6 separate regions of the Homo sapiens genome follow, and all the other regions are linked to region 3. The links are chromatin contacts, found by Hi-C or POLR2A ChIA-PET in ENCODE. All regions are on one chromosome and are shown on one strand. The core of a region is the stretch at or near the end of the contact, and the rest is flanking DNA. Distances in the headings are between cores, read along the strand shown. Region 1 holds the start of TIGD4 (tigger transposable element derived 4). Region 2 has its middle 18 kb from the start of MIR4453. Region 3 holds the start of FHIP1A-DT (FHIP1A divergent transcript). Region 4 holds the start of TMEM154 (transmembrane protein 154). Region 5 has its middle 17 kb from the start of TMEM154. Region 6 has its middle 89 kb from the start of TRIM2.

Evidence for each region. A loop is a pair of places that touch in the nucleus more often than their neighbours do. ChIA-PET counts read pairs that join two places held with the same protein, here RNA polymerase II (POLR2A). Pooled maps may share reads with other maps.
Region 1: a loop to region 3 is called in a map of CD8-positive, alpha-beta T cell, with 9 times the contacts of the local background. The contact joins the promoter of TIGD4 here to the promoter of FHIP1A-DT in region 3. A Hi-C loop is called at or near these places in 4 of 168 maps with a recorded cell type or tissue (CD4-positive, alpha-beta T cell, CD4-positive, alpha-beta memory T cell, CD8-positive, alpha-beta T cell and 1 more), 2 of 37 single-sample maps with no recorded cell type and 7 of 50 pooled maps.
Region 2: a map with no recorded cell type shows a loop between it and region 3 (11-fold over the local background). The contact joins the enhancer-like site here to the promoter of FHIP1A-DT in region 3. A Hi-C loop is called at or near these places in 1 of 37 single-sample maps with no recorded cell type and 2 of 50 pooled maps. POLR2A ChIA-PET finds 5 or more read pairs at or near these places in 1 of 52 experiments (B cell).
Region 4: a map of CD4-positive, alpha-beta T cell shows a loop between it and region 3 (2.2-fold over the local background). The contact joins the promoter of TMEM154 here to the promoter of FHIP1A-DT in region 3. A Hi-C loop is called at or near these places in 1 of 168 maps with a recorded cell type or tissue (CD4-positive, alpha-beta T cell), 1 of 37 single-sample maps with no recorded cell type and 6 of 50 pooled maps.
Region 5: a map with no recorded cell type shows a loop between it and region 3 (7-fold over the local background). The contact joins the enhancer-like site here to the promoter of FHIP1A-DT in region 3. A Hi-C loop is called at or near these places in 1 of 168 maps with a recorded cell type or tissue (CD4-positive, alpha-beta T cell), 1 of 37 single-sample maps with no recorded cell type and 6 of 50 pooled maps.
Region 6: a map of CD4-positive, alpha-beta memory T cell shows a loop between it and region 3 (5-fold over the local background). The contact joins the enhancer-like site here to the promoter of FHIP1A-DT in region 3. A Hi-C loop is called at or near these places in 1 of 168 maps with a recorded cell type or tissue (CD4-positive, alpha-beta memory T cell), 1 of 37 single-sample maps with no recorded cell type and 4 of 50 pooled maps.

The regions. Positions count from the first base shown.
Region 1 is chr4:152,777,843-152,781,962 of GRCh38, forward strand. TIGD4 (tigger transposable element derived 4) reads right to left here and starts at 1,888. Exons shown (of 2, transcript NM_145720.4): 1 at 1,640-1,888. ARFIP1 (ARF interacting protein 1) reads left to right here and starts at 2,112. Exons shown (of 9, transcript NM_001025595.3): 1 at 2,112-2,384. RefSeq lists enhancers at 1,330-1,539, 1,990-2,149, 2,340-2,389.
Region 2 is chr4:152,552,544-152,557,005 of GRCh38, forward strand. No RefSeq gene overlaps it. Among named protein-coding and RNA genes, the nearest start is that of MIR4453, 18 kb to the left of the region's middle. RefSeq lists an enhancer at 2,102-2,251. Within about 2 kb of position 1,813, at least 5 of the 41 ENCODE cell types and tissues checked have a DNase peak (open chromatin) inside an H3K27ac peak, as active enhancers do; they include B cell, where a contact is called at or near this core.
Region 3 is chr4:151,406,792-151,411,161 of GRCh38, forward strand. FHIP1A-DT (FHIP1A divergent transcript) reads right to left here and starts at 2,101. Exons shown (of 3, transcript NR_183963.1): 1 at 392-2,101. FHIP1A (FHF complex subunit HOOK interacting protein 1A) reads left to right here and starts at 2,385. Exons shown (of 14, transcript NM_001109977.3): 1 at 2,385-2,674. RefSeq lists enhancers at 815-1,124, 956-1,655, 1,656-2,355 and silencers at 1,582-2,054, 2,175-2,344.
Region 4 is chr4:152,677,899-152,682,174 of GRCh38, forward strand. TMEM154 (transmembrane protein 154) reads right to left here and starts at 2,099. Exons shown (of 7, transcript NM_152680.3): 1 at 1,972-2,099. The coding sequence starts at 2,035. It overlaps LOC105377495 (a long non-coding RNA gene), which reads left to right and starts at 2,187. Exons shown (of 4, transcript XR_939359.3): 1 at 2,187-2,406; 2 at 2,689-2,775; 3 at 3,177-3,242; 4 at 3,465-3,764. RefSeq lists enhancers at 1,733-2,562, 1,873-2,182.
Region 5 is chr4:152,695,045-152,699,319 of GRCh38, forward strand. No RefSeq gene overlaps it. Among named protein-coding and RNA genes, the nearest start is that of TMEM154, 17 kb to the left of the region's middle. RefSeq lists enhancers at 1,890-2,119, 2,150-2,199. Within about 2 kb of position 2,012, at least 6 of the 41 ENCODE cell types and tissues checked have a DNase peak (open chromatin) inside an H3K27ac peak, as active enhancers do.
Region 6 is chr4:153,113,169-153,117,273 of GRCh38, forward strand. No RefSeq gene overlaps it. Among named protein-coding and RNA genes, the nearest start is that of TRIM2, 89 kb to the right of the region's middle. Within about 2 kb of position 2,828, at least 16 of the 41 ENCODE cell types and tissues checked have a DNase peak (open chromatin) inside an H3K27ac peak, as active enhancers do.

The DNA of each region.
Region 1 (4,120 bases), core at 638-3,137, 1.4 Mb after region 3:
CCACTATTTTCCATCACCAGCTGAAGTAGTTTCTAGTGTTTTCTTGGAGCCAGACTACATTCTAATTTCCTTCAGGGCAGTGGAAATCATGGAAAGATTAATCCTGTGTATATATAGCCTTGCACAGCGTAATACTGTGGATGAGGATTAATCGTACACAGTACCAGAATTCACTGAAGAGTATCTAACTTGGTTAGCATCTTCACCAAGCAGAAGTTAGCATTAGTTCCAAATCCATCTGAATCTCCATCAAAACCATCAGCAGCTGCCAAGGAAACTATGAACAAACTAAAGCAAGTCTTCACCTTTCCAAAATAAGAAACACTTCAGAGTCTGACAGTCTAATAGTTAGACTAACTTTAGTCAAGCTAAGCATCTCCAAACTCAAGAGACAGCTAGCAGGAATCTTTAAGATAACAGCCAGCAAAAACAATTTAGTATTCATTGTCCACATCATTCAAGCACCGCTGAGTCCTACCGTACACTTCCTCCAAGTCACCCTTCTGAAACCCTAGGAACAACACTTGTACTTAGCTGCAAGTTCTGTAGTTGCTCAGTTCCTACACAATTACAGCAGTAATTAATTTAGATTGGGATTATTTTCTTATAATTGAGAAGACTAATGGTCTCCAAACCAACAAGATGGCTTTGTACAGAAAAATCCACAGTAAGCTATAACAATTGAAGTTACAGTTTGAGTGGGTTGGCATATATATTTGCTCCTTTCTTTTGTTTAAGACAGAACCACTTAAGATAAGAGATTTATGTTTTGGAATTTCAGTACTATTTTTTTAAGAGGTGGTATCCTAGAGAGCTCAATCAATATTGTTATACATTGGAAACATTTATGGTGCCATAGGTGTTTACTATTCACAGATCTGGGGAAGATACCTGCCAGGGATATTTCACTACACTGAAACTCCCTGGAAATCTGTAGAGGTAGAGCTCTGCCTTTGGGCATTAGTCATTAAAAATATCTTGTCAGCTACTGTGACAAGTAAAGGCAGCTGAGAAGTACGGTCTAAAGAAGGGTAAATCTCGCCGTGTGCACAGTTACCCTTCGCATTTCTACAAGTGAAATGGGAGTAAAAATGAGCATTCAAAGCTGTCAAAGGAAAAGCAGTCCAGCAGTTCGAAGGGATATTCTGTGATGGACCAACTGTATGGTACAGTGTGTAAATGAACTTCAGGTCTATCTAGCGCCACGGGGGAGCCACGCTTTCGCACCACTGAGCTCTGGGGATGGGGAGAGTAGTGCAGGTTGGGGCCCCGTTTAGGAAACTACGAAGGGCTCTGAGAGAGCGAATTGTTCAGCAGTTTCCGTGACAGAACAATGATCTATTTAAGAAGTAATGGGGCAAGCAAAGAAAGCAGAGCTCGGTCATCCGGAAAAAGAAAGAGGAGCCGGAAAGAAAAGTATCAAGGAATCTACTGTGAGAGAGCGAGCAAAAAGCAAAAAGCGATCACAAATCCAGAGCAAGTAAGAGCTCAGGGATGCCGGGCCCGGGGGTCTAGCCTTTCTGAAGGGAGAGGGCTCCCCAGGCACGGGGGCAGCGCGAGGCAGCGCCCGCATTCCGTCTGCTGCCTTATCTTCGCATTCTCCCTACCACCCCCACCTTCCCCCCGGGACTGGAATAACCTTCTTCGTGCTCTCCGGTGGCTGAGAAAGCAGCTTTCGCTCTTCTGTGGTAGCGTGGAGGTGAGGTACATCTACCTCCACCCTCCCGGCACCAGCTCACGGTCTGTTGGGGGGGTCCTCCTAACGTGTGAGGCTAGGGTGTGTGAATGAAAAAGAGGGAGGCGGAGGCCTCCTGGAGACCTTCGACCTCTCAAGACCAGGCAGGGGCGCCCTTCCGCAAGCTCCCAGCTCTAGCCGGTGCCTCTGGCCCCGCGCGCATTAGGTCGCTGCCAGAAAATTACCCGGGCAACGACACCGCCGGAGTCCCGGATGTGGTTGCTAGGGCAGCAGAGGGAGGGGCGTAGCCCGCCTCCCGGAGAAGGGCGGAGGGATCCTCGTGGGAGGTGCGCTGACACCACCGAGACGTGGCCGGGCAAGGCCGGATTGAGGGAGAGAGAGGCCGTCCAGGGCCAGGGACAACGCTACTTCCGGTCTCCTCACTTCCGGCTTCGCTGCTCTTGGTTCTGGTTCTGGAGGCTGGGTTGAGAGGTCGCCGGTCCGACTGTCCTCGGCGGTTGGTCAGTGTGAATTTGTGACAGCTGCAGTTGCTCCCCGCCCCCGAGCAGCCGAGGTGCGTGGGGGAAGGGGAAGAAGGAAAAGGTCCGGGTCGCGTTTCCGCTCAGTTTTTGCCAGGGTTGAGGCGATTCCAGAGAGCGGCGGAAAGGATAAGCCTCGACTTAGAAGCTACCGAGTTACCCTAAGAAAGGTGAGGGCGGAGCTGGCTCGCCTGGGAAAAGGCGGGGGAAAGATGGTTTGAGGTGGCTGGTGGGGCGGGCACGTTGCCTACGGGTTCACCGTTCCGAACTTTCACAGGGCACGCCTCTCCTTAGTCTGTGCCGTATCTGCCCAAGTGTTATGCCTTTGGTTTCTTCTGTCCTTCATTCCTTCTGTCCCTCTGAGTGTGCCCCCGAAACAGTCGAGTGAAGGTGTAGGACCGGCCCTTGCAGGGAGGCACTCTCTTGGCTTTGCATACATTGGGTGGGAAAAGGAGTTGCAGGATCCAGAATCCGGACCTTTCTTGACAAAGTGTCGGAGTGGGCCACCTTCAGGCTTGCTGTCCAACCCTCATTTCTCCCCTCTTCTCCCTGCATCCCCAGCTTCCTCTCTCCCGCAGTGGGAGGAAGGGAGATAGTGACAGTCCCTCTGAGAGATTCATCTGGCAGTGGTGCAGAGAGGAGTCTTGCCTGTGAAATGTCCCAAGCCTGACTAAGGAATGCTGGAGTTTTGGAAAGGGAGTTGTTCGATTGTCTTCTGCTCCGTTCCTGTTTGCCAAGTTACTACTGTTTACGTGTCTAGGAAAAGGAAATAATTTTTTAAAAACAGTTTTTAGATGCTAGACGTTTTTCCCTTTTACTTTATTTTGTTATTACTTCCTTTGTTTTGTTCTTACCTTCCTCTTGAGCCCTTTGATTTCAAAAAGTTTACACTTTATACTTCCTGCAGATCCTTTGGCCACTCTTAGGATTTCTGTCCCCCGCCCCTACCCTGTTTTCTCCTAAAGTATAAAATTCATCTAACTACATTATTATTTGATAAGGAAAAGCCGGAAGAGATCCAGAACTTCGCATAAACTTTTGCTTTCATACTTTCACCTGTAAGGGTGTGTTCATGTTTGCCATTTAATTAACTTAATTGGCATAGAAATGTGCACCAGAAATGGTTACCTTAAGTCAGCCGTCTGTTAAGGCTTCAGGAATTGGCCTTTTCTTTTTTCTTTTTTTTTTTTTTTTTTTGAGACAGAGTCTCACTCTGTCGCCCAGGCTGGAGTGCATTGGCACGATCTCGGCTCACCGCAACGTCCACCTCCCAGGCTCAAGCTTTTCTCCTGTCTCAGCCTTCTGAGTAGCTGGGTTTACAGGTAGGCGCCACTACCGCCTAGCTAATTTTTGTATTTTTAGTAGAGACGGGGTTTCACCGTGTTGGCCAGGCTGGTCTCAAACTCCTGACCTCAAATGATCCTCCCTCCTCGGCCTCCCAAAGTGTTGGGATTACAGGCGTGAGCCACCGCGCCCGGCCGAATTGGCCATTTCATTGCTGTTCTCTCAGAGCGGCTACAGATTACTATATTTTACTGCTGCCTTAATTCTGCTTTTCTTTCGTTTGTCCTGTGGTGTTTTTTGTTTTGTTTTCCTTGCTTAGCATGACCCACGTCTTCTCCCAACTACCAAGTCTAACACACTTTTATCTGAGAAAAGAGAAAAGATTTCTAATGTATTTTGTGGATTAAATCCCTGCCTCAGTTACTTTAGTTTCTTTCCAAATTGATAAACTGGTTTTCCTTGGATTATGATTTGCCTTAATCCTGGATGATGACTTGGGGTTCATGGCCTAAGGGTCAACAACTTTCAGGGGTCTTCCTCATTCCCACCCCTGAAATTATATGCAGTTTTGTTTGAGTGAATTTTTTTCCCCCCTGGGGAAAGTGTCCATTGTTTTTATCAA
Region 2 (4,462 bases), core at 563-3,062, 1.1 Mb after region 3:
GAATTCTGTTATTCCCATTTACTCTGGGGCATTTCTTACCATCAATCTTGATCTAGAGGACAAGCAGTTCTGAGCTTCTCAGAATATACTAGCATATTGCTTATCACTTTAATAAGGGAGTGTCCTCTAGGACCTCCCAGGGAACATTGTTGGCTGGTGGGTTCTCTGGTGTTACATAGTAAATGCATTCTTGGCCAGGTGCCGTGGTTCACACCAGTAATCCCAGCTGAGGGATTGGGATTTGGGAGGCTGAGGTGGGTAGATTGCTTGAGCCCAGAAGTTCAAGACCAGTCTGAGCAACATGGCAAAACCCCATTTCTACAAAAAATACAAAACTTAGCTGGGCACGGTAGTGCATGCCTGTAGTCCCAACTGCTCAGAGGGCTGAGGTGGGAGGATCGCTTGAGCCCAGCAAGTCAAGACTGCAGTGAGCTGAGATTGTGCCACTGCACTCCAGCCTGGGTGACAGAGTGAAACCGTGTCTCAAAAAAAAAAAATGCATTCTTACTTCTAATCTCTTTGAACTTGCTGACCTCTTCTTCATCTCTCTTCTAAGAAGTTCCAGCATCTCCATCTGATCATTATTTTCAAGTTTCAAGGAGCTGTTTCTGCAATGTATTAGGTACAGTTCTGGGCATTCTACCAGGATAGTGAGTCCCGTGTCACTGAATAATACACCTGTATTAACAAACTGTCCACTATTCAGTCTTATATTCTGCCCTCCCTGATTTGGCACCTTTAAGATTCATTTCCAGGAGAGTTCTCCCACTTCCTGCTAGTACCTATTTGCCAGGTTTTGCAGTGCTTTTGGTGAATAACCCCTTTCTTCACATAACAGTATTTCCTCGCTTGGCTCATAATAAGATTTCTCATTATTGGTCTAGAAGAAATGAAGAGAGGTAGGGATGGATCTTAGAGACAAGCATCATCCTGCAAGGCATTTGCCCTTGCTACGTGAGGCCTTGGCATAGTCTCCGAGCACCAGAAGTCTGATTTCTCCTAGCAAGGAGAAAGGCTCCAGAGTATTCTCACTCTCAGTTTTAAGAGGAATCTGGGGTTTTAAGGTCCTTGAGCCCATCTACCCAAATATCTCCATCGGAACTCTCAGGGCCCCTCTCCTTTTTCAGGTCCCTTGCTTTAGCATTAGAAATTTGGGGGCTGGGCACAGTGGCTCATACCTGTAATCCAAACACTTTAGGAGGCTGAGGTGGGTGGACTGCTTGAGCCAGGAGTTGGAGACTAGCTTGGGAAACATGGTGAAACCTCGTCTCTATGAAAAAAAAAAAAAATCAGCTGAGCATGGTGGTGCATGCCTATAGTCCCAGCTACTTGGAGGCCTGAGGTGAGAGTAGATAGATCACTTGAGCCCAGGAGGTTGAGGCTGCAGTGAGGCATGTTCGCACCACTGCTCTCCAGCCTAGGTGGCAAAGTGAGACCCTGAAAAAAAAGAAAGAAAGAAAGAAAGAAAGAAAGAAAGAAAGAAAGAAAGAAAGAAAGAGAAAGAAAGAGAGCGAGAGAGAGAGAGAGAAAGAAAGAAAGAAAGAGAAAGAAAGAAAAAGAAAGAAAGAAGGAAAGAAAGAAGAAAAGAAAGAGAAAGAAAGAAAGCTGGTGGGCTGTGAACTCAGTCTCCTTTTTAGCTCTGTTGTATTTAAGATCAAACTTGGGGTCTTATTCTTCAGCTCATTCTACCCTCTGTCTACAGATGAGACTCCCTTTAAATGATGCCATGAAAGATTTCTGGCTTTTAACCCATGCTCTAAGTCAATGATTACCTCACCTGAGCCTGCTATTTCCTTCCTTTGTGGCTTCTCTAGCAGTTAACAACAAGCAACCAGCTCCACAGTTCTCATAATTATCATTGTCCCTGTATCTTTCAGTTCAAGAGCTACTCTATCAGCCAGTGCATTTCCCCGCCACCTACACACTACCGCAGTTAATCACAGGCAAGACTCTTAGTAATAGTGATGCTATAGCACTCCAGAGATCATCACTGCCCCACTTACTAACAGTGATGGGGTTTTTGTTGACCTGCTCTTTGTTGGCCAGCAAGTGACCCAATGCTAGAATCTCATTCTGAGGGTCTTCTGCCTTGGGCCATTCCTAAGACTTCCTGACTTAGGCTAGGTTCCTCCAAAACTAAGGATTTGAGTACAAGTGGTATGTTTGAAGTGTAAAATGTACCAGGAAGAACTAGTAGAGTAGTGAAGACTTGAGCCAGCAAAGGAAAGAGGCCAGCAGAATATTTAATCGCCAAGTTACCCACTGAGAACAATTGGGGCTCAGTCCCACCAAAAACCTCTGGGAGATGTGGAATACACATCAAAATTTTCCCACCCAGCGGGGGGCAGGAAAGCTGGGGTGTTTGTCTTTCAACTCCCATTTGCCCTTGGGTAAGAGCTGTTCCCCCAGCATGGACCTGCCACAGAGACAGAAAGAAGCCCTTGGGCCACAGGCAGAGAGTCACAGATGCTTCCAGTAACACTGGCTTATACTAGATCATCCCAAAGGACCTGGGGGATGTGGGCAGGGCACTGATGGCTGTCAGCTATACATGTTCCAATGACTTCCTGTCTAAAATAGCTTCATCACCTTTCCTCATCATTGCCCGTCCTCTTCAGCTGCTTTCTTTTACTTCTACCTGTCATTCTATTATATTTCTATTTCTTTTCTTTGTCTTTCTTTCTCTCTTTTTTTTTTTTTTTTTTTCTGAGACAGGGTCTGGCGCTGTTGCCCAGGCTGGAGCGCAGTGCAGTGGTGTGATCTTGGCTCACTGCAACATCTGCTTCCTGAGCTCAAGCAATCCTCCCACCTCAGCCTCCTGAGTAGCTGGAACCACAGGTGCGCACCACCATGCCTGGCTAATTTTTTGTATTTGTGGTAGAGACAAGGTTTCACCATGTTGCCCAGGCTGGTCTCAAACTCCTGACCTCAAGTAATCCACTTGCCTTGGCCTCCCAAAGAGCTGGGATTATAGGCGTGAGCCACCGCGCCTAGCCAATATTTATATTTATTTTCTTATCTGTCTCTCCACTTCCACTAGAATATAGGCCAGGGACTTCATCTGATTTATTTGCCACTATAATACATCCTTATACCCAGAACAGTGCCTAAGACATAGTATGGACACAAAAAAAATTTAGAACGAATGAGTGAATGAAAAAAAGTGATATTTGCAATATAGTTTGAAAACAGCCTCTGTGACTAGGAAGTTAGGAAGGAGAAGGAAATTATTAGAATTTGAGAAGAGAGGTTAATTGAGTGGAGCCATAAGAAGCAAATATGAATTTGTCAAGGGAATCAAACATGAAAAAGTTGTTCCATTCAAAAACTTTTCGGTTTCAATTGCCTAAGAAGAAAACAGCTAATGCATCGAGAAGAAATAACAGAATGTTTAAAATCAATCCTTTTTTAAAACAAACAAACAAACAAACAAACAATGGAATAATCAATTTAGGCAAGGATTACCAATGGACACTAAAACTGTTAGGAAAAAGTAAATGCCAAACAAGATATTCACTTGTGGTTAAAGCACAGCACACAGATTGCTTGCTAATTGCTAAGGAAAAAATATACCTTCATAGGAAAGAGATCTAGCAATCACCACCTTAAACACACAGTCAAATTTAGCATCACCCAGTGAAACAGCCTATTTACCTCCTCATGTGATACAATACGAAGGACCCAGCATGATCTAGGAAGTATTCTTGCCAAAAATAAATCAAGCCTTTAGGCCTAACTTCCAAAACATAGAGGTGTAAGTTAAACACCATCACAAGGAAATAATTAGACAAATCTTTTTGGTCTGGATTTTTTCACTTAGCGTAATTATTTTGAGTTGGTTTCTTTCCCTCCTGTATCAACGATTGTTTTTTTTTTAATTGCTGAGTTCCATTGTGTGGGTCTATCACAATTTGTTTTTCTGTTCACCTGTTGATGGATATTTGAGTTGTTTCCAGTTTGGGGCTATTACAAATAAAGCTACTAGGAACATTTGTGGACTCATGTTTGTTTCGACTTTCGCTTTCGTTTTTCTTGAGAGAAAAACCTAAGGGTTGAATGGCTGCATAAGTATTCATATACATTTACATTTGGCAGGTATGTATGTAATTTGTAAAGAAATGGTTCAACCATTCTTCAGAGTGTCATTTTACATGCCCACCAGCAGTACATGAGAATTCCACATTCTCATCAATGCTTAGTTTGGTCAGTCTTTTTACTATTATCCATTCTATCAGGCGTGTGATGGTATCTCCCTGTGGTTTTAATTTGTATTTTAATTTTATGAAGCCCAATTGATTGATTTTCTTTCTTTTATAGTCCAAGCTTTTTGTGTTATATTTAAGAAATCTTTGTCAAACCCCCAGTCACTGAGATTTTTCCCTCTGTTTTCTTCTAGAAATTTTATAGGTTTTTTTGTTTGTGTGTTTGTTTTGAGACACAGTCTTGCTCTGTCGCCCACGCT
Region 3 (4,370 bases), core at 851-3,350:
TGCCTTCTGGATTGCTCCTAGTACACTTAGGCATACTCCTGCCTCAGGGCCTTTACATTTGCTATGCTTTCTGCCTGGGAAGTTGTCTGCTCAGATATCCCTAACCTCCCTCAAGTCGTTCCTCAAATGTTACCTCCTCCAGAAGCTTTCCTTGATCATCACCCCTCTCCGAACATAGCACCCCTCATACTTTCTATGTACCCTCTCTGCTTAATTTTTATCCACAGCATTTCTTTCTTTCTTTCAAAACAGGGTCTCACTCTGTCACCCAGGCTGGAATGCAGTGGGCTCAAGTGATCCTCCCACCTCAGCCTCCTGGATAGCTAGGACTACAGGTGCACGCCACCATGCCTGGCTAATTTTTAAACTTTTTGTAGATAGGGGGTCTTACTATGTTGCCCAGGTTGGGTCTCCAACTTCTGGCCTCAAGTGATCCTCCTCCTTTGGCCTCCCAAACTGCGGGATTACAGGCATGAGACAGCACTCCTAGCCTCTCCATAGCATTTCTAATCATACAGCAGTCCATATATTGTCCTTATACATTTACCATCTGTCTTTCCCACGTGGAAGAGGTAAGCTCCACGAGGGCTGGAATTGTTGTTTGTGCTCTCTGCTGTGTCCTCAACCCCTAGAAGCGTGCCTAGCATGCAAAAGGCACTCAGTATATATTTGTTGAGTAAATGAATGCTTCCCCCACCTTCCAACTGTTAGAGCAGGCCAAGGGGACCTGTTGTGCAGAACTTCACAGCTTTCTACTCTGAGCTCTATCTTCCTTGTTCTTCCCCAGCTTTTACTTAGGAGCCACTTCTTGACTGAGCTTGTCACAGGTGAAAGGCTGATGAATCTGGAGAGATACTTGTGGCAAGTACCCGGTGTTCCTGCAGTCATCCACAAGCGCAGCAGTGGTGGTAGACAGCTAGAGAAGAAAGTGTAAAGTTTGCATCCTCCAATTATCACGGTTGCAAGACAGAACTTGAAACTAGATACACCTGATTTTGGTTATCTCTGGATGCCATTCACCGAGAATGAAGGGAAGAAGATACTTCCTCCAAAGGAGAATCTGATGAGGCGCCAGCAGGCTGCTGCTGCGGTGGAAACTGCCACATCCGCTTTTGCAAACTGGTGTGGCCCCAGCTGCTTGGACTGAGGCTCAACGCAGGTTTCAGCCACTTCAACCACAGGGCTACGAACATGCCAAGAGAGCCACTAACCAAGTTTCTCATTCCTCCTCTGAGATTTAAAGTCCATCACTTCGCGACTCAAACACGCAAGAGGCGTGGGAGACGGAGGAATGGGGAAGCGAGGCGGCGCTGCCCACCTTGGCAATGGCACAGCCGCGGTCTCTGATGCAAAGGCAGGCGGCCGCGCAGGGCCGGGCCTGGGTGGGAAGGCTGGGCTCTGGGAAGGATGTCGGGGCACCCGGCAGTGCCCAAAGCCACCATCTCAAGCGTGATAGTGGGAAAATGGATGCTGCACCTGCTCTCTCATCTTGCGGGGAATCGTGATTTGGGGAAGTTTCACCTTTGTTGCAGAACTGCCCACATTAGAGCCTTCATTTCTTGGGAAGGGGTTGGCGGGAGTTGCCAGTGAAATGTGTGACACACACACGCGCCACATACTCCCCAAACCCACAGACGACTCCAGTAACGCTCTAGTTACCCTTAAAAAGTAAAACAGAACAAATCAGCAGGCCCCCTCCCTCCATCCTGGCACTTCATTAATGTCGGCCAAGGCCACATTTCCCCTGCCCACTGCAGGGAGTCTGTCAGGAGAACAACAGGCGAACGTTTGCCTCACTTGACTCAGCTCTCTTGGGGCGGTATCAGCATTTTAAAATTCACACCTAAAGGAAGGAGTCAGCAAAGGAAAGCAGAGCTGGGCCGGGGCGCCGGTGGCCGCCGTCAAACCTTTGGGAAGCAAGAAATCCGAAACGCCCGTGACGTGCGGCGTTGTCCGACTCCTTCCACTAGGCAGAACCCGAGAGACGAGCCTTTGGCGGGACGGTGAACGATTGTGCTGTGTACGGCGGTGTGCGTGCGTGAGTAAAGAGTGTGTAGCTCCGGCCAAACGCTAGCCCCCAAGGGCGCGAGTGCTACACTGCGCCCAGCTCAAGTTTCTGTGGAAACTTTCCCTCAGAGGCTCCTCCTCCTTCACCTTGGAAACCGGCGCGGGCCGTGCGGCGCGGCACTGCCTAAGTCCCCGGCGCACCTGGCGGCGGCGTGTCCCAGCGGCAGAGGCGGGGCCGGCGGCGGCGGGGGCGGGGCCGGGGCGCGCTCCCCGAGGCCTCCAGGCAGGTTGGGCCCCACCCCCGCCCCTGCCCCGCCCCGGCCCCCGCCCCCGCCCCCGCCCCCCCCGCGCTCACTAGGGAGAGGCTGGGGGGAGGCAGTGACCCACGCGCCTCAGCCCGCGGCTGACGCACCTTCGAAAAGTTGCGCTCCGACCTTCTCACGACCTACATTCTTCCCGGGCACTCCTGAGTTTGAGCCGGGCCTGGAGGACCTGGGCCAAGACTTTCGAGCGGCGGCCGCCCGAGGTGCGAGGAGCCAGCCCGGCTTTCCTCACTGGGTCCCGCGCAGGCGTCCCCGGGACCGCAGAGCAAACTTTCTGGACTATCTGAGGACACTTGTCCAGCGAGCCCCACTGCTCGGGGAGGAGGAGCCACGGCCGGGGACAGGTAGGTGCTGTGCTGGCCGGAGATTTGCGCTTGAGGGATTCTTTTATTTTAGAGGGTTGAAGGAGGAGGGAGAGTCGAAATGTCCCTTCTCTGCATCCGCCAACTGGGCAGGGGGTGCGGGCATTGGGCTGAGGGAGCAGGCATTGGGCTGGGGGCCGGCTGGGGATGTTCCAAACGAGGTCGCTGCGTCGGGCGGGGGCGCAGGGGGGAGGAGGTGACTTCTAGGGTTTCGGGCTCCGGGACGGGGCGTAACGCGGTGACTGACCCTGGGAGAGAGAGAGCCAGCTTGTTTTGACGAAGGAATATGTCATTAGGGCCCTCCATCCCATTCCTTGGTCCCAGGGTCCTCTGGGAGGCACAGGAAAAGGCAAAGAGATGTGGAGTTCAGGTTTCCCCTGTAAATCAACTTGCTTACACAGGAGACAGAGGCGGTGCCCCTCTGAGGTTTGCAGCCCTTTCCTGGTGTAAGGACTTACTGGTTAGGTAGCTGTTGCTCAATTTCGTAAATTCTGTGATGAAACTGCGTTCAAGTCGTGGTTATTATTGATAGTGTGTATGTGTTTGTGTTTCCTCTGGCTCAACAAAGGTCCCTTGTTAACTCCGCTTCTGCTAGGGAGTGGGAAGAACTACCTTGGTGTCTTATTTCAGGCCTGGTCAGAGCGAGGTGTTGGTGCAGGCGGCGGTAGCCTTGTTGGCTTGGGACTTTGGGAATCACATGAGCAGGTCTAGTGAATTAGTGTCCCAGCCTCCTGGACCCACCCATTCACAGCAGATCTAGCTTCCACTATTCAGCAGATGCTGCAGCCCCAGCTATCCAGGGACAGGGAAACCCCCCTGAAGGGAAAGAGCCAAATGTTGAGAAGGAGAGACAGCTTTCAGGAGGAGGAGTAAACAATGCCTAACAATTGTTGCTTCCCTATAGATTGGGCTTGCTCCCTTGGCTTCTCTGGAAGGGCTGTGCTATCAAATTCATCTCATTAGGAAGTCAGCTGCTCCCTGCTAATAGTCATAGCAGCCCTGATGAAATTATATAGGTCATTGAAAAATAATTCCTGCTTAATTACCTTTATCCTGTTGATTAATGAGAGGGAAGATTTCCTCTCCTTAATGTATTATGCCTGCTTGTCAGGGTCACCTGCCTGACCTCAAGTTCACTTGTACACCTGGCACTAGGCAGGATGCTGTCCCCGAAGCTGTCCACATGTAGTGAACCACAGCTGAAGTCCACGTTTGGAGAACTTCAAAGGTCTTCTTTGGACCGAAATTGAGCAGGATATTTAGTCCATAAATTTACTCTTTAATACAGTATACTTGTTGGCTTTAGGTAACTTTTCGCATAATTAAAGGTTGATATCTTTTTAGTTCCAGTTAATCCCTTTCCGCAGAGCTCATAAGAATTATGTCCATGCCTGTCTTGAAATAAATTAAGTTTGGGGTCCTATTTATCATTTGTCCTGTAGGACAAGGAACAGGATTAAACTGTGTAGGGTGGCTGGAAAGGGGCAGAGAAACTGGACATCACTGAAGTGGATTCAGAGAGTGATTGAGAGTGGTCTAAAAATTTAGGTCCAACTGCCCAGCTACCTTTTTTCTTGGCTCTCATATAAAGACATTGTGTAGGACTTTTAATGGAGGACTTGAAGACTAGAAATAAAAGGAGTGTTTTATTTTTACATAGTCAGAGTGATGCATTGCT
Region 4 (4,276 bases), core at 849-3,348, 1.3 Mb after region 3:
GGAGCTGTTCACAGCCAGTTGGGAGGCATGGACACAATTATGGTTCAAAGTGATTAGCAGAAGTTTAGGTCTATCGGGGCACAGCAGCAGGTACGAGTAGAGCTCCAGGGAAGGGGCAGAGAAAGGAGACATCAAGGAGGAGATCACATTTAGTTTGATACTTTTAAGGTGATACAAGAATTTGCTAGGTAGGAAAAAGAATGTATTCATTATAGGCAAGAGCCACGGAGGGGGACGACAACTGGAAGGAGGTGCCACTGGGAAGGAGGTTGCAGTGAGAGTCTAAGGGGCAAAAATGAGGAACAAGTGAAGGGGCATAAATGAGGGGTCCTTAAGGGGGAAGATGTGCACGATCAGATTCAGGTGTCAGAAAGGCAACTTTAACCAAGTCTCTTCAGATTCTCTTTTTGCATCTCCTGAATTGCAGACACTAGGACTCAATCATTTTTTAGAAGCTAAAAAAAAAGTTCAGGCAAGATGAATTAGTATTAAGGGAGTGTTTGAGGCACCTGTGGCAGTGTTGTGCAATAGAAGAGGTGGAAGGAGGATGGCTAGGCTTTTCTTCCCTGATGTCCTACTACGAAAGGTTCCAGAGCTCTTGGCAGAGACAGTGATTGGTTCCGGGGCGGCGGTGGGGGGAGGGGGGCAGTGGTGGTGGGGGGTGGAGGAGCTCAAAGAACTCTGGAGTAGAAGCCAGAAGAGCTGACTAGCAGCAAGACCCAGACATCTCCCTTCTTCCACCTCTGTTTCTTCACCTGTGTGCCCAATATGGTTTGAGCTGCATCATCTTCAAGTTCCCTTCCAGCTCCAAAACACTGGGCATAAAACAACACATCAACTTCCAAACCCACTCTGAACACTAAACTCAATTTAACCAGACATCTTTTCAGCTGGAATGATTTGCCTTCCACTTTGTTTTCTACCTCAGATGCCTGGGGGACCACATGGAGAACACCCAGGGGAAGAGAAATTGATGGAGTGGGGTGGCTGGGTGCTGGCTGCTGACCTCCAGGAAGTTGTCACATCTGTTAGGTTGGGGCTGATGTCCCTCATTCTATCTAAAGAACTGTAGCTTGAGAACTTTCCTTTTGCTTGGTAAATACTGCCCTACACTAGAAGCAGTCGGTGTTCATTGACAGAAACAATGGGCAGCCAGTGTATTTGCCCAAAGGCAAGTCAACAAGAGAGGCAGCTGAAGGTGCTTGTGCTTGTTGTAGCAACTGGCAAGGGTGTAAATCAGTTGTTGCTTTTAGCCCATAATAATGAGATTCAATATTGTTTTTTCCAATACCTTTGATTGGTTCCAATCATATTACTTTTTCAAACAAATCTTCATTAGTAACAATCAATGCAAAAAAAAAATCTGTAAAAGTAACAAGGTGCAATAAAAGTAGATGAAAGACCTTACTTGATGTGTTAGAGGGCTACCCTCTAACACATAGCTCTTTGGTAGCTCTTCGGATAATTTCCCGTTTCCTTTTTTTTTTTTTAAGTTTATGTCGTTTCTTTAGTATGCTTTCTAGTAGTAAATTTTCACACCCCAGTTTTTCCAGGAGATTTTGGAATCAGCAGACTTCTCAGCCCACACCATAAAAAGCAAATTAATCATGTCTCTGTTTCAGCCAATTGAAGCTTTTGTTTTTTTTTACATAAACTGCCAAAAAGTTTATGGTTTTCTTAATATGCCCATTAAAGCTGGTAAATTACAGGGACGCACACTTCCTGGAAGACAAAGACTGAAAGAGGGTTAAATGAAGTGAGAGCTGTAGCCAGTTTAGACAGCTGCAGCGAAAGCGAAGTCCCCTCTCCATCCCACCCCCCAAAAAAAGGAGTTCTAATTTTCTCCACTTCTTTCACAGAAAGGATTAGATTTTCTGGGTGTCACCCTCCCCGGCAGAGTTCTGTAGCCTCGGGCACCCTACCAGCTTTTGCGATCCTCCTTCCCAGGAGTAGGAAGTGGAGGCGGCTTACCCCGGCCGACGGGAACGAGCGCGATCACCAGGGCGAAGACTAGGGCTGCGCGGGGAGCCTGCATGTCCGCTCGCCTCGGCAGAGGCGCGCTCAGGATGCTGCGCCGGGCTGCAGCCTCTCTGAAACGTGAACATTTCCTGTTTCCTGCTTGTTTGGGTCGGTGCTGACTTGAAGGAGAGGTGTGTGCCTGTTTTTTAGGAAGTGATGTAATTCTGCAGGAGCCTGTCAGACCAGCAAGGATTGCAAAAGAGAAGTTGCTGTTGAAGCACTGGTTCTATTATCACGCCTCTCCAGCCCTTTGGAGTCCCGGCCTCCAGCTTTTGAAACCGTCCCCGGGGCAACAGAGTCCCTTGCTCAGATGTCGTTCGGTATCTGGGACTGGGAGGGGTCCTGGACCACACGCATTCTCACTCTGTGATTTTGCTTATCCCCCAGGTGAGGCTCCGGGGCTGCCTAGACCCTAGGAAGAAGCTGTCCTGTAGAACTTTCTGCCCTGATGGAAATGTTCCAAGTCTGCGCCGTCTGATACAGTATCAGCCACATTGGCCACTGAGCATTTGAACTGAGGCTAGTGCTGATGGAATTTAAATTTTATTGAATTTTTATAAAATTTTAATAACTCCAAGTGGCTAGTGGCTGCTGTGTTGGATAGCGCAGGCCCAGACAGCAGGGACAACTGCATCATCAGAAAACTGCCAGACCACTTCTCTCCGCCAGGTCCATTCTCCTTTCTCCACTCTGGAATGCCCTCCTCCCACCAAGGCCCACGCCAGATGGAGGTGGATGCCACACCCACACCTTAAGGTTATGTTCTGCTTCCCCAGAGAGAAATGATCTTTTCAAGGTCCATTTCCAAAGGAGAATATGCTCTGAGGGTGGAGGTAGGGGTGAATCTGCATCTCACCTTCCTTCCTTCTTACTTGACAATCAAGTTCTCAGACAACAAACAAAACAGGACAGAAACGAAATAGAATAATGGTAGAAATCCTATCCAATCGAAACAATACAGAAAGGTTGTGTCTAGTATACAGTGGAGATTAGTGTGTGTTGGGTGTTCTATTGGAGGTCCTTCCCTTGGTTTAGGTTTAGGGCCTAAGCATTCAGAATGCAGTTTCATAATCGTGGTGCCAAGAGAGACAGACAGATGGAGAGAGGGGTAGTGTTGAGGCATCAGACACATCTCATCTCTAAACCTTTCCCTGCAGATCACCATCTGAGTCATGACTTCCCGTCGTTTGTCTTCAGTGATCTGGTTGGTGCAAACGTATGAGGTGACTGGAATTCCTTAGCCCCTGACATAGCTGTTAATTTTTCTTTAATGCATTGCTGCTTTTCAATGTCATTAGTCACTGTTTATCTCAGTTATTATTCACAAGAAATAGGTTGGTGATTCATGTAAGGATCAGTTTGTTAATGGATTTACAGTATGCACTTTAATGTTTTAAACTGGCAATTAAGTCAATTCTTGATAAAATATGCTTTTTGCACCACAGGTGACAATACAGAACAAACAGCAGGAGAAAATAGACGTGCTCAAAACTGGGTGATTGATTTGAAAACAACAGAGAAAGAACTATTAATTAAACACTTGCTGAGCATGTGAATAGATCACGGGCTCCAAGACCTGCTGGTACTGAGTTGGGGTGGCAATTATTCCTGTACAAGCACGTGTTTCTGCAGCTGTGACACACACGTGCAAGAAAGCAGGCCCAGGGCTTGGGAGTTCTCTCCATTTTACCATTTATGCCCTATTAAAATATTATTAAATGTTATTAAAACATTGTTGAATCCCAGGCTGGAGGCAAATGTTTGTCAAGGGCAAGGTTGTCAGCCTTCGTTTCTTTCATCTTAAACTTCAGCTCCCTGTGGAAGCTTTTGCAGTCAGGTGTCTGTGGATTGGACCACAGACTGTCTTATTCTGTGGACCTCTGCTGAGCCCCATGACATGGCCAAACAGTTCATTACTGTTTCAACAAGTGCACTATGCATTGCTTCTGAGCAGTGCAACACTAAATCAGAGTGAGGTACAAAATAAACTGGAGCTGCAGAGAAATCCTGCCCAACCATGTAATTTTCTTTTGACCCCTGTGCTCTCTAAGACCCTTAGCATGATTAAGCTGATCTTAGGGGGAAGAAAATTACCATGATTGATCAGAAAATGGTAGCACCTCAATGATCTCTTTGCTGCAGTTAAAATCCCAGGGAGGCTGTGTGGTAGGTAAAGGGCTATTTACCTCTGTTTTAATTTTAGCAACCATTAATTTAGGCAAATAGCCACCCAGCCTCAGATTAAATCCCGATGCAC
Region 5 (4,275 bases), core at 762-3,261, 1.3 Mb after region 3:
CAACATCTGACCCTCAAATTACTCCATCTGGATCCCAGATTGTGGGCTCTCAGTATGGAAAAGCATAGGCCAATGTTGAAATTCTTGACTGATGTCTCTTGTGCTTTCTAAACACTGATGGGGCTGGGCATGGTGGCTTATGATTATAATCCCAACACTTTGGGAGACTGAGTAGGGGGATCGCTTGAGCACAGGAGGTTGAGACTGCAGTGAGCCATGATCTCGCCACTGCACTCCAGCCTGGGTAACAGTGAGACTCTGTCTCTTAAAAATAAATAAATAAATAAATAAATAAACACTGATGGGAACATAATGTCCTCATTTCCAGCCTGGGCCAGTCCACCTCATAGGGAGCAACCCTAATTTTACATATGTATAAAATATTATACAGATGGTCCCCAACTTATAATGGTTCAACATATGATTTTTTTGACTTTACACTTGGTTTATTATTAGATGGATTTTCGGCTTATGATATTTTCAACTTATGATGGGCTTATTGGGACATATACCCATCATAAGTCAAGGAGCATCTCTACATACTATGTAATTATAATATTATACGTAAATTCTTTTACGCATAATTATATGTTATATGTAATTATTAGATATGTGTGTGTATATACACATATATACACATATGAAAAATGAAAATAATATATATTTTAGTGGCCTAGGAGGGGGCCTGAGCATTTTAGAAGGTTCTCAGGTGATTTTCCTGGGCAGCCAGCATTGAGAACCACTGATTTAGAGTGAAACATTCATAAACTCAGATCTCTGGATAAGAAAATATAACATATTTAAAATAGAAGAGAGAAATACAGGTAACAAAAGTTCCCAAATAATGTCAGTGGGAAGAAAGCCTGGACTTTGCTTACTCTCTCTTCACGCTCTCAAGAGGTGTGTCCACAAAGCACTCTCAATAGCTCCCGTAGCAACATTGATTCTTCCACTGGACCTTCATCTTTTCATGGTGGCCCAAAGGCTTTGCTCTCCCTCTCTCCCTGGTAGGGAGCTTGGTTCCATTGCTTCTTCATATTTGCCTTCTGACTCCCGCTAAGCCTCACCTGAACCAGCAGACACAAATATTGTTCCTGAGGTGTCTTCCTACCTCAAGGCTCAATTGAGCTGAACTTCCCTAGAAATGACAAAGCAAGATACAAGAGAGATGGGCCCTAACAGACCAGTGAGCAGCCATGGCGGTTTAACAGACAAAAAGAGGATGGAGGGGGCTGGGAGAGAGGGCGACCACCTGTCCTGGTTTGCCTAGTTCCAAGGGCTAAAACTGAGACAGTCCTGAACAGTCCTATGACCAAGCACAGCTTTGTGTCTTGCAGGAGACGACACTTTCATGTGGGTCTATGAGACCTCATTGAACACAAGCATTTTATATTTTATTTGTTTTGTGAGCATGCTAAGAGTTAATTTTCCAATTTTCTTTTTTCTTTTTTTTAATTAAACAATAGATGTGTCAACCATCGAAAAACTTAAATATTCAGAGAAGCAAGAAAAAAACAAATGAAATCACTTGTAATCTCACTTTCCAAGGAAAATTACTTTTAAGATACTGGTGTTTCTCCTTCCAATCTTTTTATGAGCATTTATTCTAAATATCTGTGCAAATATAAATATATTAAATTTACTTTCTATTTAGGAAATCAAAGAAGTTGGGAGAATAGAAAAGATCATTAGACACAAACAAAAGATGGTACACAAAGGGAAATGAAAATAAAACATGAATGACAAGAGAAGTTAGGGTAAAACTGATCCACACCAGTGCTTCTCCAGGAGCCATAGCCTTGATCTGAGGCATCAGGGCAGTGCTTTGTCCGTGGAGTGTGCTAGAACCATGAGGTCATCCTCTCTGATGGTGGTCACCCTCTCTGATGGTTCTATTACTTTTAATTGCAAAAACAGCAATTGCTTTTGCACCAGCCTAATAAGTATATGCTGGGCTCCAGAACTGAAGAGGACTGAACGTCATAGGAGGCTGTGGCTAAAGAAACTGGAAATGGTTCAGAGAAGAGAAACCAAGATGACTAATAAAGGGGAGCACAATGAAGCCTTTGAGCAGAGGTGAAAGAAAGCACAACTGTGCGGCCGGAAAGAAAGGAGGGCTGAGACAACGTAATACCATTCATGTAGATGAGGGGTGTGCACCTCTAAGGGGTGACTTGCTGTTCTCTATTTTCACTGAGGACTGAAAAAGGAGAACAAATAATAAACATTACTCTGTATGTCTAAGGGTTTTTTACTTTGCCAGAATTTTTTTTTTTCCCAGTGACTGATATCATCCTTACATTTTGAGATACTGACTGTCCTTGCACAGGGATTTAGGTTTGCATAGGAGAAACTACCACGGTGGCTGTTAAAGCATCCAGTGAGATTTTCCAAGGAGGGCACAGACTCTTCTTTCAATGATCAAAATAGAACCATTCTTCATCACATAGGGATGCTTTCTACATTGCCCTGCCTAAGAACCAAGAATAGTAAGTATACATTCCATTTCTAGAATACATTAATTGAATGTCTTTCTCCTTTCTAAACTCATTGGGCCTGTGAAACAATCATTTGAGGTCACGAGGAAGATATTATCTTCCCATTGTCCAGGTGAGAAAATGAAGGTTTAGAGGAAGGAAGTGACCTGCCCAAGGCCCCACAGTGAATGGTAAGCTAGAGTATATTCCAGATCTAGGGATTCTGGGTTTCCAGGACTCTTGCCACACTAGTCAATCTCTGAGATCAGAATCACCTGCAGGGCTTGTTGAAACACGGATTGCTGGATCCAGCCCCAGAGTTTCTGATTCTGTAGGTCTTGGGTGGGGCCTGAGAATTTGCATTTCCAACAAGCTCCAGGTAATGCTGCTGCTGTCTGGGAACCACACTCTGAGAATGACTGTGTTATACCACACCTGCCAGCCAACTAGAGCTGTGAAAGGAAAACACTTCAGTAAGACCTCAAACCCAGAGAATTTTCATTCAGACCTCAGACTCAGAGAAGTTTTATTTAACTTGAAAAATCATCTGCATGAAACTCACTAATTTCTGACCACCTTCCAAGCAACTGGCCCCTGTGTTATCAGAACACATTAGCACACAAGTCCACTCACAGTGCAGAGTCCAAGCCTCGCTTCCACACACTTTCCCAGAGCAATACAACCCAAAGAGGTAGAAGTGGAGCAGGGGAACTAAGAAATATTGAGCACTTATTCTATGACAGGCAGTGTTCAGAGTCTTGTATAACTCCTTATTTTATGTTTACAGTCACTCTGATAGAGAAACAATTATTCCCATTTTACAGAGGAAGAAATTGAGGCTCAAAAGGGTTACACAACTTTCCTAGGAAAACAACTAGAATATTCAGCTTCCAAACTATATATTTTTTTGACATCACAGATTCAACTATTTTAGATCCATTCCCTAACTTGTATTCTATCCACCCTAATTTTTAGCCCCTTAGCACATTTCTCTCCCCCATTCTTCAGGGTTAGTGAGCCTCCCGTCTTCAGCCTATGGGCATTGCACTTAATTTCTTTCTAATTCATAAAGCTCTTTTCTGAACTTTGGTGCCAGAATCATTTAGGACTTATTGGTTGTCTATTTAGCTTGATGCAAAGACCTAACCTAGAGGGAATTAGTTGGGTAAATTGTGGCACATCCTTATGCTGTTGTACATGGACATAAAAAATGGTTGTGATATATTTGAATTTTATTTTATTTTATTTTTACTTGTCTTTGTCAGGCAATATATTTGAATTTTAAAAAGCAAGTTACAATCATGCACAGTGTACTACTTTTTGTTAAAAAAAAAAAAAAACCACATGCATGCAAAAATGCACATTCACACATTGCAACCTACACAGCCTAGAAGAGTATACACCAAAATGTGAGCAATGATGAACTCAGAGTGGTGAAATTATGGGTGACTTTTACATTTTCTTTATTTTGTTTTTCTAAATGTTATGATTTTTCTTTTCTTTTTTTTCTGTCTCTTTATTAGAGACAGAGTTTCACCATGTTGCCCAGGCTGGTCTCAAACTCCTGAGCTCAGGCCATCCATCCACCTCAAACTTCCACACTGCTGGGATTACAGGTGTGAGCCACCATGACTGGACAAAATGTTATGATTTTTCTTGATAGATATGTGTAAGAAGCTTCTTCACCTGCCTTAAACTTCTTATCCTTCTCTCTTCACACTGAGTTCTTTACAAGCTCCTGGTGTTTATTCTCCTAATTAAATATTTAGTTCTATATTCTTCTCTATGCAAGAAAAGA
Region 6 (4,105 bases), core at 1,578-4,077, 1.7 Mb after region 3:
GTTCCAGGACACTGACATATCTTTTTGGAGCCCACCATTCAACTGAACTCAGTGCCTTATCCTGTTTCCCACCTGAGCCACTCTAGTCTCATGGTCACACCGTAGACCTTGTCATAACAAGCATCTCAGCCACCTTTAAATTATCGATCTCAGACATCCTCCCAGCTCTCTTGTGCTCTAGGACTCTAGCCCAAGGGCTCTCATTCACTGACGTCCCTGCCTGTGCGTTTTCTGTCATTCCTTCCCTCATTGTTGCCCTCCTTACTCAGCTCAGACTGCAAGTTGCCTCATTACAACCTCTCCCTGGCAGAATTCCTCAACCCCTTGCTTCTCTCTTCTCTAAGTCATACTTATCCTGCAAAACCTCAACCTTGGCTGATTCTAGTATTGACTTGGATGCACAGCTGACCACAACAGGAAAAGTCACACTGTCGGGCTGACTGGTTTCACTTTAAGTTCATGGCCACAAACCTCTAATGGGCACTGCTTAGCTACTCTGTCCATTTCCATTGTGAGTTGACTTTCCCCGGCAGCATCTCTCTCTTCACATCTCCCATGGTGAATGCATGACCTGCCCCACATGGAGCTGAGTAAATACACATATCAGAGGGGAGCGCAATTCTCTTCTCATCTCCAAATGCACAGGTAGACTCACAGCTACATCTGTCTTGTCACACCCCAAGCACCCTGCTCCCCGACCTGAACTCACTCCAGCACAGGCGCTCTTGAGAGAGGCAGCCTTGCCCAGGCCACTTGGTGCTCTGTGGCTCACACCCAAACGATGCCTGGCATGGGAAGCTCTTGGTGTTGGTTGAATGAAGGAGGACTTCCTTCCTCCAGTTATCTCCTCCTGCACCCTCGATCTTCTCTCCACTGAATCATTTCCACTCACACACAAAGACGTGCTGGAATCTCTCATTAGAAGAAGTCTTTCTGTGGCTCGACAGACTCTCAGTGTTCCCTCCCTTTCCCCATCCTGTTTCATAGCAAAACTTCTCCCACAAGCGGTCTGCACACTAACATCTTGGCTTCACCCATCCTTCCTTCTGCTTCTTCACCTACTCTTCAGTCTCCTCCAGTCTGGCTTCTGGCTTCTCCACTCCCCCGAAACTCCTTTTGTCAAGGGTGTCAGTGACCTCTGTGTCAAGGGCATCGATAAGCTCCATGCTGTCAAACCCAACTTTGTCTATTATAAAAACACCTAGAAGAAAGAAATTGACAGAGGAGAAGGCTGTAAGGTGAAACACAACTGCCCACCCCCTCTTCTTAGACCCCTCTCCTCTCTCATTGCCCATGATACAGCAAATAGATTTTTCTCTTATCCCACCAGACACTTCTAATCAACCTTCCTCACTAGGTCGCCCTCTCCCTGACCTCTAGATACAACCTCTTATTCTTCTCTGTCGATGTATTTTTCATTCTTAGCTTTAAACACCATCCATTTGCTGATGAATTCCAAATTTATTTTTTCATTTGAATCTAGACTCTTAAGCCCTCCGTATCCTTCCTTGGTGACTTCTTTAGGTATTTCAGGGGCATCTGAAATTTAACATTTCCTAAATGTCACCCTTGATCTCCCCAACCCCCTCCCCACCACCCAACTGGTTCCCTCCATCGGTCCTCAGAAAATGGTGCCACCATCTCACTTGCAGTCATGCCCAACAGCTAGCATAGTCCTTGTGGGAGTGTCTCTGGAGATAAAGTCATAGACCGGGAAATGCTGTGCCAAAAGGCGTGTGCCACTTCTTAAAAGTATAGAGAGCTCTGATGCCCATTCACCACAATAACAAACGAGGCTTTGAAGCTCCTGACGTTATCGTCTCTGAAACTGTGAGGATTTTTTTTTAACTGGGTAGTTTGCTTTGCCTGGAACTCTTCCCTCCTCTGAGGCGTTGGTGAGTCAGCTGGGGCTCGTAGATATAAGCAATGGACACCAAGCTCTGGGTGTTACAAGTAGAAAAAATGGACTGAAAGAGTACTGGGTAGCTCACAGGGCCACTGGGAAGACTGAAAAACTGCGGGACTAAAGGGAGCCCTGAGGTCAGCCCCAACCAAAACCATACCCTAGAACCTGTGCACACCAGACTCTGGACGTCATCACTGCCTGCTGCCATCGTTGTCACTGCCTGAAAAACAGCCTCCTCCTCTCATCCCTGACTCTGCTTCACTAGGGTCGGTGCCTGTGCCCTGGCTTCCCAGGAGGGGGAAAGGCAATGGGCCATTTTGACTGCACCCTTAAGACTTATCAGGTGTCACTCTGGGTGGCTGCAGAGGTGACGGCCGCCCATGGTGCTCATCCTGAGGGTCCGCAGCTCTCATTGCTGTTCAGCAAGACAACACTGGACCTGTTGGCTGTTACAGACTCTGGGGCTTTGGGAAGGGAACGTGAATGGAGCAGGGGAGGGAGGCAGGGTGGCACAATGTTTAATTATGCCATTCCAAAGTTCTGGCCACCAGTCTGTCCTGTCTGTCTGTCCTGCTAGCAAGTTCTGCATGTGGCATGTCAGCGGCCATCTTCATGTTCCTGCTGGGCCTCTTCTTTGATGTCATAACTATGAATATGTTGCCCACATTTTGTCCCCTTTTTATAGAAAGGCTCCAAGCACTTTGCAAACATTAGTAAGTGATTAGTCATCAGTACACAGTTGTTAATAAATCAGGGACTTTCTCAGCTGGATTCCTCCTGTTTTTCTCCCTCTGCCCATCAAGATGGGAGGTGGGGTGGTAGGGGGGAGAAAGACTGGACTCCTTTTTCTTAAGCACTGCCTTACCATTTCTCTACCAACCCTGGCACTTGCAGTGGAAACTTGCCGCTTCCGTTTTTAGCCACAGAGGTAATCTACTTTCATTTTGGCGACTAGGCTGGTATTTTTTTCCACGAAGCTGGGTGATGAGCCTTGCCCTGGTTTCTGAGGTTTCATGTTCACCAGCAGTAAGCCAGGCCTCCTTTTTCCCCTGGTTTCTTTTCTTTTCTTTTTTTTTTTAAAGAAGAGGAAACCAAGGCAAGTATTTAGTGAAGGTGGCCAAGACGCTGGAGCTGCTGTTCTCAGAGCGCAGTCTGCAGGCCAGCACATTAGCAACATCTGAAGTGCACATTAAAATAACTCCATCGCCACCTCCCAAATCAGCCCACCTCCCCCACTTCCCTCCACCCCACCTCCATCCACCCCACCTCCATCCACCAAATCAGTGTCTTTGGCATTAAAACCAAAGAAATTGCAGTTTTATTAAGTTCGCAGATGACACTCTAATTTAAAAACCACTAGTTCAGAGTAGACGTAGGCATCAGAGCAGTGACATGATTTGAAGCCACAGGCCTCAGTCTATGCACCTGCAAGGTAAGTGATGAGCAAATGAATGCAATAGGCAGCACGTGGACACTTTTGGGGGTGCCTATCCATTATACAAGTTTGTTTTTGTTTTTTTGAGAAAGGGTTTCATTGTGTCACCCAGGATGGAATGCAGTGGCAGGATCTCAGCTCACTGCAACCTCCACCTCCCAGACTCAAGCAATCCTCCCACCTTAGCCTCCTGAGTAGCTGGGACCACAAGTGCATGCCACCACACCCGGCTAATTTTTGTATTTTTTATATAGACAAGGTCTCGCTATGTTGCCCAGGCTGGACTTGAACTCCTGGACTCATGTTATCTGCCTCTCTTGGCCTCCCAAAGTGCTAGGGTTACAGGCATGAGCCACCCCGCCCAGCCTCCATTTCACAAGTATTTGAATGACTGCCTACTATGTGCAAAATATATGCCAGAAAATAATCAGGAAATTTTCCATCTATAAATTGCATTAGATAGATAGATAGACAGATAGATAGATAGATAGATAGATAGATAGATAGATAGATAGATAGATGATAGATAGATAGATGATAGATAGATAGACAGACAGATGATAGATAAACATAAACATTAGCCCTACTGTTTTCTGTCTTCTAAGATAAGGGAGCTGAATAGATGGAGCTGAAGGGTCTTCTAGTTCCAATTTCCTACAATTTATGAAGTGGTTGGAATTAGCCCTGACCACTTCCTAGACACTCTTAAAAAAAAAAAAAAAAAGACTTCAAACACACACAAAAAAGCACTAAAAAACAAAAAC